Linked DNA regions of Mus musculus: region 1 is linked to region 2. The links are chromatin loops, found by intact Hi-C in ENCODE. Cell type or tissue: heart. All regions are shown on one strand.

Region 1 (8,000 bases), 61 kb before region 2:
TAGATCCTGATGGACCCAGCCATTGTAGCAAATGCGATTCTGGTGGTGTATGCCTTCTACTGAGCGAAATCCCCTAACCCTTGGTGTTCTTGAGGACTAAACTAGGGAAGGAGCGACAGAGGCTTAGTTAAGTTCTCCGTGTTGGGAGCCCTCCCGGCACCACTTTCTGTCTGGCACACTGGACAGACATCTCGCCTGTGACACCATCTTTGGGAGTTCAGAAATCGCTCCTCACCAGATTACTAATGATTAGGGATGAGCGGAAGGGAGGCTGTGGAGAAAATGGAAACCATTTATAAAATCTTTTATTCCCTGTAGAGTCTGTGTTGGACATTTTAATTAAAATCAAATAGGTCATCCCGTCACTTAAAAATTCATTTTAATCTCTACTATTCACCCAGGCTAAATGCATCCAGAGGAATGTCTTCATATAGTAATATAAAAATGGTCAATTAGAAAAATCAAGACTCCTGACTCATCTGTAGCCAGCCCTGTTAAGCGTTTTCCACTCCTTGTAGAATATTACAGCTCATGACCATCCACTTCCAGCCCAGTGACTCAGGCCAAGACCTCCATCACTTCCCCTTGTAGACTATGATGCAGACCAGCACACTTCCCATTAGCCAACTTTGGATTTACAGAGGAAAAGCACAATTTTTAAGTTGAGACTGAGGCCCATGAGTCATGCTTCCGGAGGAAAAGGTCCCTAGAAGATAGACGAAATGGCCCACAGCTGCCACCCTGCCTTTGCCAGTCATGCAGCTACAGGATTGCCCAGTGGGCTGTCCACTCACAGAAAGAAGGGGTTGCTTGGAATCAAACTGAGCCATAGACATGAAGGAGCGGGGTGTAGACACTGCAGTGAAATGCAGATATTTCCTGTCCTGAGTCTACTCATAGTGAAGTTCTGGACCATGGGGCTAGGTTTGCTTTGGGGCTAGGAAATGATAAAGGTGAGAGGAATGTTTTCCTGCAAGAATCAGGGTCAAGTTGAAAGTTAAGTTCTACCACGGGCATCACCACCATCCAGCAGCTCGCAACTTGGCAAACTATTAATAAAGATACTGGTTTTGCCAAATGAAGACCATTTCATGGTAGATAAAACAGTCTCTATTAAGTGCTTCCATGTGTTAAGGCCAGGCAAGTTCCAAGCTATTGGCTCTGCTCTGTGGCTTCCAAATCTGGACAGTTTCTTTTAGGGGGTGGAAGGCTTGACATGAGATCTTTGCCATGTTGTATCTCTGGTTGTCCTGGTGCTAGCCTTGAACACACAGCAATCCTCCTGCCTTAGCTTCCTGAGCGCCAGATTTTCAGGAATGTACTGTCCTATGCAGGTAGTGGACTATTCCCTCACTCCCCCCTCTCCCAGTCAGTCCTGTTTTACTTTTTAAAACGTATTTGTCCTGACATCGTAAAATTAACCTTTTCTCCTGTCCACATAATCTTTATTTTTTCCTGTGTAATCTTTATGATACTTATTATTTGCATCATGAGTTTGACGTTCAGTCTTCTGTAGCCTTGGGCACTTGTTGGGTTTTGTTGTATGAAATGCTTGTCTTCTTATTTTCACCGAGGCCTGTTGGGTAAATGGACAGAGCTGCACAGAGCTGGGAGGGGGTCACATTACCATCCTCGTCAGTCACTCTCCTACTTCATCCTGTGTCCCCTCCTCATAGAAAGCCTTCTTTCCACAGCCCTTCAGTACCTCCTGGGTCTTGCTCCTTCCTCGCTGCAGTAGTGGCCCAGGTAAGAGGTGTTCTGACTTAAGGGGAGGCGTGAGTGGAAAGATGGAGACTGGTTTTGAGAACAGGGTGTTGAGGAAAGAAATGTGCTGTAAGATGCAGCTTGAGGAAGAGTTGGGTGGGTGTGCAGGAGTCCAAGACATAGCAAGAAGAGCCTCACTGACTGTGTTCCGTCTAGACTTGGAGAGGTGAATGGTGGGTTTTTCTGTCTGATTAGGGGTCTAGCCCTGAGGATGAGCTCAGCAGGTAGTTAGTGGTGGCCCTGAGCTCTGTCCCCCTCTATGTAACTTCTCCCCTTCTATTTTATATCTGGAACCTGATGGGTTGTGGAACTACTGTGTAACTCCTATTCTGAGGTTTTCTGGGCGTTTAGAATATCTTTTATTTCCTTGTTTTGCCCCACCCCCTTTGGGTGTATTAGTGGCTTCACTTTCAGGTTGATTTTTCCTGAGCGAGAACATCTCTCATAGCGTGCAGAACTCTGTAAGTTATGGGAATTGACCACGAGAGTGGACTTCGTCTAACGTAGACCGTGGTAGACGGATAACGCGTGGTCCCTTAGTGACTCAAGCATACTGTGAAAAAGCGGGCCTCTCTAGGACTTTGAATTGTCGCCTTGAGTTCATTGTGAAGAAAGACACTGATAATACTTAGCACCTGCTCTGGATGGGGAAGGAAGTACCCCGTGCTTGTGTTGTAGTGAGTCTGTTACATGTGTACCTATGGAGGAGAATGAAAACCACGGCCGTCCTTCACATGGGGAGGGCACTCTCAGATATGACTGTTCCAGTCTGCTTTCCGATACGTCCAAGTACATCCGATCAAGTAGAGATGGCCTTCAGTCATTCCCCAACCCCTTCCTGCCTTTTCTTTTTTTTTTTTTTTTTTAAAGATTTATTTATTTATTATATGTAAATACATTGTAGCTGTCTTCAGACACACCAGAAGAGGGAGTCAGATCTCGTTACGGATGGTTGTGAGCCACCATGTGGTTGCTGGGATTTGAACTCTGGACCTTCGGAAGAGCAGTCGGGTGCTCTAACCCACTGAGCCATCTCACCAGCCCCCTTCCTGCCTTTTCAATTAGAATTTAGTTTCTTATAAGTCTCTTACTCCTAGGAAGTACAGTGGCCAGAAGTTGTATGGTCACCCTTTTAAGGTGTGGCCGGTCTATGGCAGTGGGAAGTTTGTTCCCACGCTGACTAATCACTAACACGTAAGTAATGGCATTCATGCAGTTCCCAGGTCTTAAAAACATCATTTCAGATAATTTAATGAAGCTTTTTGTTTAAATGTTCACTGTGGTATCGATGGGTTAAAATTGTGTCTGACTTAATTAAGTATGTCAGAGATCTCTTCAGGGTGCAGGGCAATGTGGCTTGGGCGGCAAGATGCTTGCTTGTCACTCATGAAGCCCTGGGTTTGATGCCCAGCATCTCATAAACAGGCCAGCGTAGGCTACCTCAAACAAGCAAAACAAAACAAAACATAACCAAAACCCCATTTTCCCCCTTGAAACTCCAGCACTATTCCTTAGGGGAAAAAAAAATCATTCCTTTCACGGATGAGGCTGTAGAAAGGTAATGCCCTAGGCCTTCCCTCAGTAGTTATTCCTGGTGGAGGTCATTGTAGCTGGGGAGCAGGCCATGTGCTCGTTCACAGCTCTTGTCTCTGACCTGAGCACAGCCCAGTGTGCTGAGGTGTAGGGATTGTTGTTATCATCGCCATTTTACAGATCAAGCAAAGTAAACTTCGGTAAAAACACAGAAATCGGCTTCCACTGCCCTGCAGCGGATACTTGAGCCTTAGTTACAGCCCCTGAAAGGACACACAAGCCATTACTGGTCTGTGGTATGGTGGTGGCTATGATGGTCAGGTGCCAGCTTGCCTTCCAGTCTGACAACATCTGGAACAGTCTGGAACATCTGGTAGCATCTGTATCTAGTGACGTGGGTGGGTGAAGAAGATGGGTAGGAAGCGGGGCTGGATGAGGGAGACACTTTTCTACACTGATGAGAGGAACACACAGATTCTGTCTGGCTCCATGAGACGTGGGTTCATTAAGACATCAGAGCAGAGAACGTATGTTAATACCCCTGATGCTAAGGAAGAATCAAAAGACTACCGGAGTGAAAGAGGGAGGTGGATGGGGCTGGTGGGTGTGAGAAGGATGCTGGCCAGGACACAGCCTTCTTTCTACTCCTCCTCTTTCTCCTCCCCTTTTCATACCTCTGGGTAGTGGTCCTGACGCATGTGCCTATTTTGAGGTGAAAGCCAGAAAGTGGCTCGGGAGGAGAAGTCTTCATTTAACACTATGCATTGAGTCTTTCTATGTGCCAGGCACTCTAGAAGAGATGCCAAGGGATGCACGGAGTCCAAACAGAGGCCCATGCTGGGCATTCTGACCACTGAATAGAAAACCTATCTTTGCAGTGGTCTATGTCTTTTGCTTTGTTCATCTGTGGTCTTAACGTTGCCCAGGCTGCCTTACAACTCCATGTGTAGCTGGTGATGAATATACTTCGGATCCACATGCCTTCTTCTTCCCTGTGATAGGATTTCTGTCCTGGTTTATGCAGTCGGTGCTGGGGATCCAACCTAGAGCCCTGTGATGCTGGGTAAGCACTCTACCTACTAAGCTAAATCCTTAACCTCTTTGCCACTTAGTGTAACTTCCCTCTTCAAAACCAATCAGCTTTTGGTGAGAACCTCAGTCCCGACAGAGGTTGTCTTCATGCAAGCTGCTCTGTGCATTCCGGACTTGTAAATTCTGGTTCTACAAGCCATGGCAGCTCAGCCCACTCCTTAGTTGTCCTGCGCCAAAAAATTCTTGAACCAGAGGCTGGACAGGTTTGCAGGACACAGAACAAAGGACAGACCATGAGGCTCCTGTTTTTGTCCTCAGGCCTGGGGCCACTGTGTTTCTGGAGAAGTCAGGATTTCCTGAGGAAGCCTTCCTGAGGAGGGCGTGGCACCATGATCAGGATGTGATGACATGCAGCCCCCTGCCCTGGCCTAAGCCAAGCTAGGGTGTGTGCCTTGGCCCTCCATTCCCAGCCAGCATATTCTCAGGCCAGCCTCTTGCCCAAGTGGGCTGGGGAGCTTGGGTGTGGTAGACCAAGGTTCTGGACCTGGCACCAGATCTCTCAGGATGCAGTGTAGCCCAGAGTCAGCCAAAATCTCAGGCAGGAGCTGCATCAGCATCTGAGGCCCAGTTTTTCCCATAGGACCTTGGGTGGGGTCACTCACGGCTGCTGCCGGGTCAGCTGAAAGCCCTGGCCTCAGGAAGAAATGATGGATCTAAGGATGTGACAATTTGTTTGGGCTGGCTGAGCACCCAGGCATGTGCTTCCTCTGCTGTGTGCTGAGTGTAGCCGAGGAATACTGTAATTCACACTGATTTTTATTTAACCATATAAGGTGGGAGCTGGGGGAGGGGTGGGCTGCGGGGGGAGCACTGCTTAGTTTATAGGGCTCTTGCTGAGCATTTGCAAGGCCCTGGGATTGATACCAGTACTATATTAACCAGGTGTGCTGGTATCACTTGCAGTCCTAAGGAGGGCGAAGACAGGAGGAGCAAGAGTTCAGGGTTATCCTCTGCTAATATAGGAAGGCCAAGGATAGCCTGGACTACAATGAGAACTTGTTTCAAAGTAAAAACACATGACAGGGAGATGCCTGTTAGTCCTAAACTAACCTCGAGAGTTCTTCCCTTTCATTGACTAAAAACTCAGACGTTCTGCGAGGAATAGAGGGAAAAACAAAAACTACCCTCCAAAACAACAACCTAGAATCCAACTATCTTCCTTACCCAAAATTTATAAATTAGGCAATCTATTAATAACAAATACTGTTTTCTCCTTGAATAGAGGGTGGAGGTGGGAAACTCAAGTGAGTGATCTTTTAGGTCTATGTGTGCAGCTTTTATTGAAAAACAATTTATACAAACAAAATGCAGCTGTCATAGATAATGGTGTAAGCACATAGTCCTAGCACCCAGGAGGCAGAGGCAGGAGGATTAGGAATTCAAGTCTAGCCTTGGCTACATAGTGTTCAATGCTAACCTGAGCTATATGAGATCTGTCTCAAAAAACAAAAATTGACAAATGAAATAAAACACAAAGAGAATGTGTGCAGAATTCATTGCCATCCCAAGGAACAAGTAAGTCTCAGCCTAGAGATGCAAAGACAGCAAGACTTCGGATCCGGGGGAGAGGAGAGTTACCTCGCAGTTCTCTCTGGAGAGGTTTAGAGATAGTGGCCCAGATCCTCTGGGCCTTGAATTGTGCCCCTGTGAACACGCTAGATGAAATGACTCCCCTTTGGGCTTTCTCTTTTCTCTCAGCCTTCAGCTTCTCCATCTTGGCTTCCTCTAATTGAATTTTCTCTCTGCTTTAGAGTTATGAGTTTCATGTCTTTTCAGAAATATATTCCAGTCTAATTATTACTAAATGAGGAATGACCTAAAAAGATGCGTATATGAACTAACTGCTGCAGATAGCATGTTCGTCTCATGCTTCCTAACTCCCCTTTGCATGTCCTGAAGGTACTGTTGAAATGCCAGCCTTAACGGAGCCACAAAGTTTCCCACAAGGTCTGTTTCCCCCTCTTTCATTGTCTTTCCGAGCAGGGGCTCCACTGCCACTAAAAGGACCAGGAAGCAAAGATGCTTATTTGTTGGACTAACGTTCAGGAGAAAATGAAGTCAAGTAGAAATTGGAAATCTCTGTTTAAAAAAGATTTATTTATTGGCCAGGGGTGGAAGTGCATAAACCTTTAATCCCAGCACACTGGAGGCAGAGGCAGGTGGATTTCTGTGAGTTCGAGGCCAACCTGGTCTACAAAGCAAGTTTCAGTACGGCCAGAGGGATACAGAGAAACCCTGTCTGGGAAACCCATAAGAAAAAAAAAAACATTATTTCTGTGTGTGTGTGTGTGTGTGTTTCTGAGTCTGTGCACATTGTATGTGTGTGCACGTGTGTTTGTGTGTGTGTGTGTGTGTGTGTGTGTGTGTGTGTATGTATGTATGTATGTATGTGCGCACCCGCGCGTGCATGTAAAAGCCAGAAGAGAGTGGGAGTTACCGGTACTTTTAGGATGCTTGGTTTGTTATGTGGTGCTAGGACCTGAGATCTGGTTCTTATAGCTGTGTGGCAAGCCATACATAACTTAAGTGCTGAGCCATCTGTCCAGCCTGCTTTTGAGACCTAGAGTCATGACAAACACCCAAGGCCACTCTGCAGGTAGCTGCAGAGCCCGGACATCCCTCTGTCATATTCATAGAGTCAAAGCAGCACAGGGAGACAGCATCAGGGGACATCAGGCAACCTCCCCCCCCCCCCCCGCCCCCCATGGCCCAGAGGGAACTGAGGTACCTGCTGTTCCTCAGAGCACAGTTAACACTAAAGGCTGTGGAGGAGAGTCTTTATTTCCTGTTTTTGTGGTCCTGGATTGGAGATCAAAAGGGGTTGTTCCACAATATTTTTGAACACAGTAATTTCTCCCATTCATAGTTGTGCATAGAACTTTGTCTCTAGTTATCACACAAAATATTATCCAGTTAGTCCACAGGCACACTTTGTGACCCAAAGGCACAGAATGTCTGGAATACCCCCCCCCCCCCCCCCCCCAGTTCATATGGACATCTTAGGAGAGTACAAATAACTGTCTCCCCGTTTGAGCCGTGGTTGCAGAAGGGAGCACACCATCTCGCCTCCGTCTGTCTCCATCAGCATGCAGAAACCTGTCTCTGCTGCTGCTATGTTCCCCGACTCTTGGACTTAAAGACTAGAGCTGTTCGTAGGCTTGGCTATGGAGTGGAATAATTTCCCTTTGGTAGAAGCTATTTTGCAATATTATGCTTACTGTGTTTGACTTTCTCACATGTATAAAACTAATAAAGTAACACACATAAAAGTGCTCGGGTGTTGGAGCTGACAGTCTCGGGGGCTTGTTTTTATTAAGCGTGTGTAATTAACACCTTGAACTGTATTCCATTTGTTTCTTTTGAAACCGTACAAAGAGGTTGGTGAGATTTACTAATGCAGGCACTGGCAGAGTTAATACTGGCATTTTAAATTATAATGAAGACATGGGAGTTGAAGAAATTAAAACATGCAAGCTACTTTTATGTCTGAGGGATGCAAAGTAGGTTTGTTACTTAAAGGAAAAGTTAAAACATAAAGCAACATATAAAGAGTTACTATTCATTTGCCCCCAGGCCCAGCCTGGCACAGTGCTTACTGATGGATCGGCTGA
Region 2 (8,000 bases):
ACTAAGGGGAGGGGAGGGGGTGCAAAGGCATGCCTTTCCACAAGTTACCCAGAAGCCTCTTCCCACACCATCCCCGTCTCTACTCTTGGTTTTTTCATCCAGCAGCTCTTTCCCGAGCACCGGGTTTGGCATGGATGGGCAGGCAGTCTTCTGGGTGTTGGGGTGTGGTGATGCCTGAATAGGAAGTTCACGTCGGAAGGGAGAGAGAATTACAGGGGAAAAAATCATACGTTTCATAGCTTAAAGCAGAAAGTTGGGGGGATTTGAGGCACTGGAGTTGGCAGGGGGTAGACTGAGTGTGCAGGGACCTGAGAACCCCGTGAGGACCCTCACGATGTGCTTCAGCTGACATGAGTCCCCGAATTCTACCACTCCGCTGGGGTGGACTGAGACCCTCCGAAACCAGGAGCCCAAACCATCTCCACCCCACCCATACCCCCCCCCAAAAAAAAATAAATAAAAAGAATTGGGTTACTCCATTGCTGGATCACAAGAAAGTTTTGAGAGCCGAGCACATTTTTGCCCTGAACAAAGTATTATTCTTAAGAGCAAGAGAATTGCCCTGTGGTGGGAGATTCCACAAGACCTAATACTTCATTTGTGTTCTATACACGCGCATAAGACTGATCTGAAAATGAGCCAGGTGCCTCAGTTTCAGGTAATGCCAGGATTCTCTGTTGCAAATGACCAAGGAACCAGGAAGCCAGCAGTGTCTGTGGTCATCGGCCTGTTTCTTTTATCTGTGCAGAGGTGGTATCATAGAGTTGCTCCATATGGACTGCAAATAGGAAAAGAGAACAAGAATGCGTGCTTTCGGGTTTGTTATCTCCGAGGATGGCTCTGGGCATTTCATTCACACCCAGTACTTCCAGTCCCCTTCCTGTGATGCTGTGCCCATGACTGTCCCTTACTTTTACAGACACAGAAAGTGAAGCACTGGGAGGCCATTACGTTTCTCAAAGCCACACAGCCTCTCAGTATAAGAACCCAGATTTGGTCCCATTTGAAGTGGCTGAGCGTGTGCCCAAAGCACTCTGATGCCAAACTGTTTACAATTATTTTACTTCTGCCAATCCAGAGGTTAGGGGCTAGGGGCTGTGATGGTAAATCATCAGTTAGTTGTCAACTTGATTGGATGTAGATCACCATGGAAACACCTGGGGGCGGAGCTTCTATAAGAGTGTTTTGGAAAGGTTTGACAGGAGGGAAGACATACTTTAAATTGTGGTTGGCATCATTCTAGGGGCTGGGATCCCAATTTGCATACCCAGTTGGGTACCAGCACTCACCCCTCCCTCCTCCAGGCAGAGGATACAGGCCTGGCCAGCTCAAGTCCCTGCTTTCCTGCCTTTCCCATCATGACCTGGATCCCTTCAAGCCTGAGCCAAAGTAAACCCTTCCCTCCCTCCCTGCTTCTTTCTTGCCAGGTGTTTGGTCTCAATGAGAAAGGTAAAGACATGGAGTCAGGCGGCTCATTTGCATTAGGTAAAACGCAGTTACAACCTACGGTCTGCTGCTCGTGGAAACAGGTGCCAGATAGACACTCACTGAGACCTAAGCTGGACCTCCGGCCTTTATCTCTCCACGGAGGCAAAGTCTAAAATAAATCGCAAAGCTTCACCGTCGGCCAGTATTTATAACTTGTTTCTTACTAAGTCTTTCCCCAGAGTTGAACATTCGCTGATTTAGTTTCACCTTTTTCCATTCCAGTGACTACACTTGAACTTTTTATGGCCAGGAAAAGTCCAAATATATAGGGCAATAGAAAAGGCAGATAAATAAATGGAGCCAAAGGTGGCAATAGAGCAGATTCTGTGCTCCAGCAGTGGATGGGATAGACATACTTGGTGATGGATGAATGGCCTGTCCACGCATGTGTGAAGCTCAGCACTGCTTTCCTGCCCTGTCTGGCAGCTGAGGACTTTTCCTAATGTGTCACCTTCCTATCACCCACCTAGTTAACCCCTCTTCCCTTCACACCCCTCTCCCATGCTTAGAAAGCTGTGTACTCCTTTGGCCTTTCTTCTCCATCTTCCTGTCTTCAGGGAAGTTGCCCCTGGTTGAGTTCTTGCTCAGTGCCTGACTCCCCCCGACCCACCCTGCACTTCTGACTTGGCTTCCTTCCTTCTTCTCTTCGAGCCCAGTGTGTCATATTCTCTTCTCCACCCACTAGGTAACCTCATGCCCTGTGTCACCCGCTCCCCAGGCAGGTTCCTCAGGCTGGGCTTGTTGTGTGGTGTGCTTAGCCTCTGAACTTGCTCTCCGTCTCCGTGGGATGTTCCCCTGTGTGAGATACTTTTGCGTTGCTGTGACCAAAGAGCCAACAGAAACAGTTTGAGGAGGAATTTATCTTGGCACAGGATTCGGAGGATTCAGGCCATCTCGGTGTGGCGAGCACAGTGGTAGTGCCAGCTTCTAGCCCTGGCAGCACAAATATGAGGCAGCCAGCCACATCCTGGTAGCTGAACAGGAACCAGAGGGCTCCCGCTGGGAATAGGGGGTCAGACCGAAGCCTAAAAGTCTATCCCTCACCATGAGTTCTGTCTCAGAGGTTCCATAACCTGCCAACACAACCCCACTAGCCAGGAATGACATGTTGAAACATATAATTTAAACCTCTCGTCATTACCTGAGTAAGACCCATCTGTCCTCGGCAATTCAACTATGAGCTTTCGGGCTCTGCGGGGTCTTTCTGGATTCATCCTTGACACCAGCCAGTTATTCTTATACTAGTCATTTAATCGCCTCTTGTCACTCCATGGTTCATGAGCTCCTTGGAAGGAGATACCATTTTTGAGAGCAGTTTGCTTGCCTAAGGTTCCAGAGCTGGACACAGACATGCCGGTCCAGTCTTGGTGTCCCTTTGGCCATCGGGTAGGGATGACCTGCCTGGTTCCAGACTTGGGGTTTGGATTTGGGCACCAGCTCTGCAATCCTGGGGCCAGTTCCTTGACTAAATGGGATGTAATTATAGTAATTACCTCACTTAGTAAGCTATCTAACGCACAGTAAGTACTCTGTAGTCTTATCTTTTGCTATTATGTGTCTAATATGGCTCAAGTTCATGCCCTTGCCCATGGCGCTGGTGATTATGTTCTTGAACCTCACAGGAGTCGGCCTGGCAGGAAGCTAAAGCTTCCTCCTCTGGATCTTCTTGGGGCTGCGAATTAGAGCCCATTTGATACGTGCGTCAAGCTCACTCCATGACTTGGGTTCTTTGAAATAGGATGTGACAACGGATTGTTCCCAGGCATGACATGACTTGTGCAGAAGACCCCTCTTAGTTGGCATTTCCTAGCATGTATCAGTGTCTCCCCAAACTGAAACTCGCTTAATGACATGCTTTCTGCCTGCAATAACGAACACTAAAGGTCATCTTAAAAACAACTTAGTGGAGAGACTCCCAGCTTTCACTATCCTCCCATCTGTTTCTGGACAGTCTCCTCCTGATTCCATCCTGCACCCTTCAGGCCTCCTCTCATTGTCTTCATCTTCAAGCAGAAACACCGCATAACATCACGTAAAACCCCATACTTGTTCAATTCTTTTAGCTTCTGAAAGAAGCTATTTGGTTGAAGAAGTGCTTTTATGTCATCTTTGGTAATTCCTTTATTGAGCTGTAATTCGTATGCCTTGCAGTCCTTCCATTAAAAGGACACAGTTAGGGAATGTAGAACACTCTTGTGTGGCCTTGGGTTTGATGGCTGGCACTGCACACAGGCAATAAGGATGCTGTTCAGCTGTGTCTAGTATGCTCAGAGTTTCAAAGACGTCACCACAGTAGTCGGTAGCTGGCTTCCTGTCACTTACCCTACTGTTTTCCAACAGTTTGCAGCTTCTGCGGCACTGTATGCATGCACGCATTCCCCTACGCATGCCCATATGGCCTTCGCTTTACCCATGACTGGCTGATAGGCATTTGTATCGTTTTCACCTTTGGTTTCTGGGAAGAATGCTACTGTCACCGTTTGTGTGTGGGTCTCTGTGTGCACAAATGTGTTCTTGTCTTCATCAGCTTGGTTAATATATATATATATATATATATGTGTGTGTGTGTGTGTGTGTATATATATTTGTAAATGTGTCATATAAACAGAAAGAAAATGTACTTTTGAAAGAGAATTTATTATATTGATAGTGCAATTATTATATTAAGTCTATTAATAATAGACCCTTGTGTCTGGTTCTTGGTAACTTACCATCTAACTCTTTTAGAAACTTGTAAGAAATTATTCCCTTTGTAGTATAGTATTTCTCTACAGGCATGGTTGTGGGCGTGGCTCTAGGAGGGCGTTGGGGCTTCCCCCGCCTGTGAACAGGGTGAGTTGTCTGGTGTCATGTAGACCTTTCTGCAACAAGACCAGGGTTCAGCACTACCTTCCTGGATGTGGGAGTTCACAGGTGGAGAGGTTCTTCATCCTTGGAAGTAGAACGTATTCACTAAAAAGAACAAATCAGGGCCTGAGATAGCTAGGAAATCCAGGTCAAGCCGTGTCCTCTGGAGCTGAGACTAATGCATCCTGTCTCTACATCCTGTTTGTGACAGGGATGTGGGGTGGGATGGGCCACCAGTATTCCCATGAGGCACAGGCCTGCATGCTCCAGGCCTGGGTCTGAGGAAGTCACATGAGTTGTGCCCTTGAACAAGTTAACTAGTTATCCTGCCTGTTTGAGATGGGCTGGCTTCTCTGCAGTCTCTCTGTCTTGGGAGGTGGACACAGTACCATAGAGAACCAGGACGGCCTGGGCTATCATAATTCGGTCCTCGTACTGTAGTCAGCATAGGTTAGGTTCCGGAGATAAGTGTGTTGGACCAAAGCCATGTATTAGCATATGGGCTGTGTGTTCTTTTGCCTTAATAGTTTTGCTAATTACCATGTATGTGAAGGCCAAGGGCATAAGGGCAAGGTCCTGTCCAGGAGTTTGAGGGAAGGCTCGCCCCGCTCTGATTCATCCAGGACAGCTCACCAGTCTGGGCTTTCCCTTGTACACGTCCACCTTGCTGGGATGAGAAGCCTCTGGAGGCTCCTTTACTTCAAGTGCCTTCCATTTGCTGACCTCAGTGATGTTGGGGTTGCCTCCGTGGTTGGTATGAGCTCTAGAGCCCAGCAGAATCTATACCTGAACTTCAGCTCTGCTAGCCTCATGATCAGAAACAGTGGGTTTGAAATTTTTAAGCTTTGAGCTCCTAATAGATTAGTTGGACACAGTAACAGGTCTTCCCAAGGGCTGGCCCATACCCAGCATAGTACCTAGCTTGTCCCCTCACCTTAGGGGGCTGTGCTGCTCCCAGCAGAAGTCCTTAGGGCATCTGTCATGGATGGGGCCATACACAGAACCAATCAGTGGCCACTTAAACTTTCATTATTCCACCTGACTTTGTTTCCTTTCCAATTTCACAAGTTGGAGGAGAAGCTAAGAAATCACAGCCACTTTGCTGGAGCCCAATGTGCTCAGCGTGCTGAAGTCTGTGTTTGTGCGTTTCTCTGTGTCCACATGTGTGCACGCCATTGCGTGGCATATTTGAGGGGCTCGACATTCCTGAATGCAGGGACTGGGGGATGGACAGCAGCTGTACTAATGTTCCCTGCCTCAGCTGTTCCTGACCGAGAAGGCTGTTTGTTGCTCTTCATTCTGTCTGATCAGTGAGCTCCAGCTGGCCTAACCCCAGCTGGAGGCCACGTGCCCGGGTTGCTTCCTGCGAGGTGGCAGGCTGTGTGCTGCCATTGGAGGGGGATGGGCACTGCAGCCAAGGATGTTTAACACATAGATGTGGCTGCTGTCTGTCCTCCTGCCCTAGAAGTGAAGAGAATATTGGGCCAGTGCTGAAGGAAGGGAAAACAGTTCACATCTATATGCAGGCTACAGGCAGAATAAGAGGGGACTTGACTGGAGTTTACCAAGCGATCCATGTGCCTCTCTTTCCTTTTTTAGATTTATTTATTTTTGTTTTATGTGCATGAGTGTTTTACTTATATGTGTGTAAGTACACAGCACACTTTCCTGGTGCCTGTGGTGGTCAGAAGAGAGCATAGGATCCCCTAGAATTGGAGTCACAGATGGTTGTGAGCCACTGTATGTGTGCCGGGAGCCAGCCCCAAGTCCTCTGCAAGAGCAGAAAGTGCTCTTAACTGCTGAGCCATCTCTCCACCCCCCACCTCCATCCTGCATATCTCTTTTCACTTTTTTTTTTTAAATTATTTTGGTTTTTCGAGGCAGTGTTTCACTGTGTAGCCCTGGCTGTCCTGGAACTCACTCTGTAGATCAGGCTGGCCTCAAACTCAGAAATCTGCCTGCTTCTGCCTTCCAAGTGCTGGGATTAAAGGCGTGTGCCACCACTGCCCAGCTTTGTATATCTTTTTAATCCTGCTAACTAATCTATAATTTGGATGGGCTTATAGTTAAGGAGACCAAGGTACAGAAAGGTTATATGATTGCTAAGACCATGAGACTTGGCCGAGGAAGATCAAAACCTCCTATCCAGGCCCATTTGTCTGCAGGCAGCAAGGCCTTCCTTACTTCTTGGAGAATAAAAGAGTAATATCCTTTGGAAAGACCCTCGATGGGCTAGGCAGCTAATAAGACTTAATTTAATAAACACTGCCCCCATTTCAGGCTTATGCACAAACCTACGAGATCCCGGAAGTAGGAAGATAGAAACAAACAGTGATAGGCAGCGTGCAAAGCATCATGGGAAAGAGGAGCCGGGGAGGACTTTGGAGGGTGGGCATTTAAGGCTGTATAACTTAGGATCTCAGTGAGGCAGCATGCCCACACTGTATGCTCTTCTGGGATTTGACCACATGCGTTAGTAGGGGCTGGTTCCATAGTCTGGGTGAGGCAGTTCCTCCACTGTCAGATGGCATAGCTTGTAATGTATGCATGTAAAGTGGGAGAAACAAGACAGACTGCAGCCAGCCAGGATGGGTGTGCGTCCACAGCGTCTGTCAGCATCCCCAAGGGAATGTTTAAATCCATCCTCGAAGAGGACCGCAGGAGTTTTTGGTATCTTTCCCCACCCCCACCCCAAGTCAACATGCCTCGAGTCTGTAAGTCAACAGGATTATGAGCGACACAGACCAGTTGCTGTCCCAGGCTGCCCAAATCCCAAGGGAGCAGCAGTGACACCTGCTAGCCACGGCTGGTCTTCATGCCTGTGCTGACCTTGAAGGGCAGAGAGAAAGTGGCTCCCTCCACCTCCGCTGTCTGCACCTCCCAGAAAATGCCGCGGTGGCCCACCCCGGAATCCATGAAGGGAAGAGAATTCTAGAAGATTTGATGCAGTGGAGCTGTGCCAGCCTACTCCATGTCAGGTTCTTAAGGAGGGAGCTGAAAACTCCTGCAGGGTTTCTCAGCAGAACAGAGAAGAAGTGAATTCCAAGCCCAAGACAGGACCAGCAAGGCTGCTTGGAGAACGTCTGCATTCGCATCTGGCTCTTGGTGGGCCTTCAGAAGGTAGCCCAGGAGGCCCACAGTGTGGGAAGGACCATTATTGGTGAGAAGTGGATGTCCCATGGCTTCAGTGCAGCCTGACTCAGTGGTGGGAAGCCTGAAAATCTGAAACTCGCCGGGCCTCTTTTAACCCGTGCTTGTAGCTTAATGCTTTAACTCACTGGCTCATTCTGTCATTAGTGCTTTAAGGAGTACCTCCGAGCTGGGAATCACAGCCTTGTCTAGATGAAACCAGACAGACAGGGCACTATTAGGAGTGGCCGGGTTACTTGTGTCTGGGTTGTTCAGCATTCTGTTCTTGACTGAAATTCTCATCCCACTCAAATGTGGGGGTTATAAGGATGGGGGCGGGGAGGAATGGAAAAGAACCCAGCTGGTACTATCCTGTCTGTCTCTCTTTGACACCATTCTTCCACCCATATCCACACCTGGGGAAACAGCTGAAGTGGTAGAAAGGACAACCCACAGGCTGGTGGAGTAGTCCGCAGTTGTGAAACCCTGGAGACAGACCCGGGTGTTACAGTGGAGTGCTAGGCAGCCAGCTGGGT

The links. A loop is a pair of places that touch in the nucleus more often than their neighbours do. Peaks named below come from ENCODE experiments on the same cell type or tissue, not always from the same donor. Only the 100,000 strongest peaks of a DNase experiment are listed, where the experiment ranks them.
Region 1: it touches region 2 in a loop (3-fold over the local background); 3 of 42 quality-filtered maps call a loop at or near these places.

The regions. Positions count from the first base shown.
Region 1 is chr10:8,863,210-8,871,209 of GRCm38, reverse strand. The region is part of intron 1 of Sash1 (SAM and SH3 domain containing 1); the gene reads left to right. Among named protein-coding and RNA genes, the nearest start is that of Sash1, 19 kb to the left of the region's middle. In heart, no CTCF peak of the experiment used is centred here; DNase peaks (open chromatin) are centred at 629 and 4,839; H3K27ac peaks cover 1,531 bases.
Region 2 is chr10:8,802,154-8,810,153 of GRCm38, reverse strand. All of the region lies in intron 4 of Sash1 (SAM and SH3 domain containing 1), which reads left to right. Among named protein-coding and RNA genes, the nearest start is that of Gm25410, 18 kb to the left of the region's middle. In heart, no CTCF peak of the experiment used is centred here; DNase peaks (open chromatin) are centred at 4,573 and 5,663; H3K27ac peaks cover 786 bases.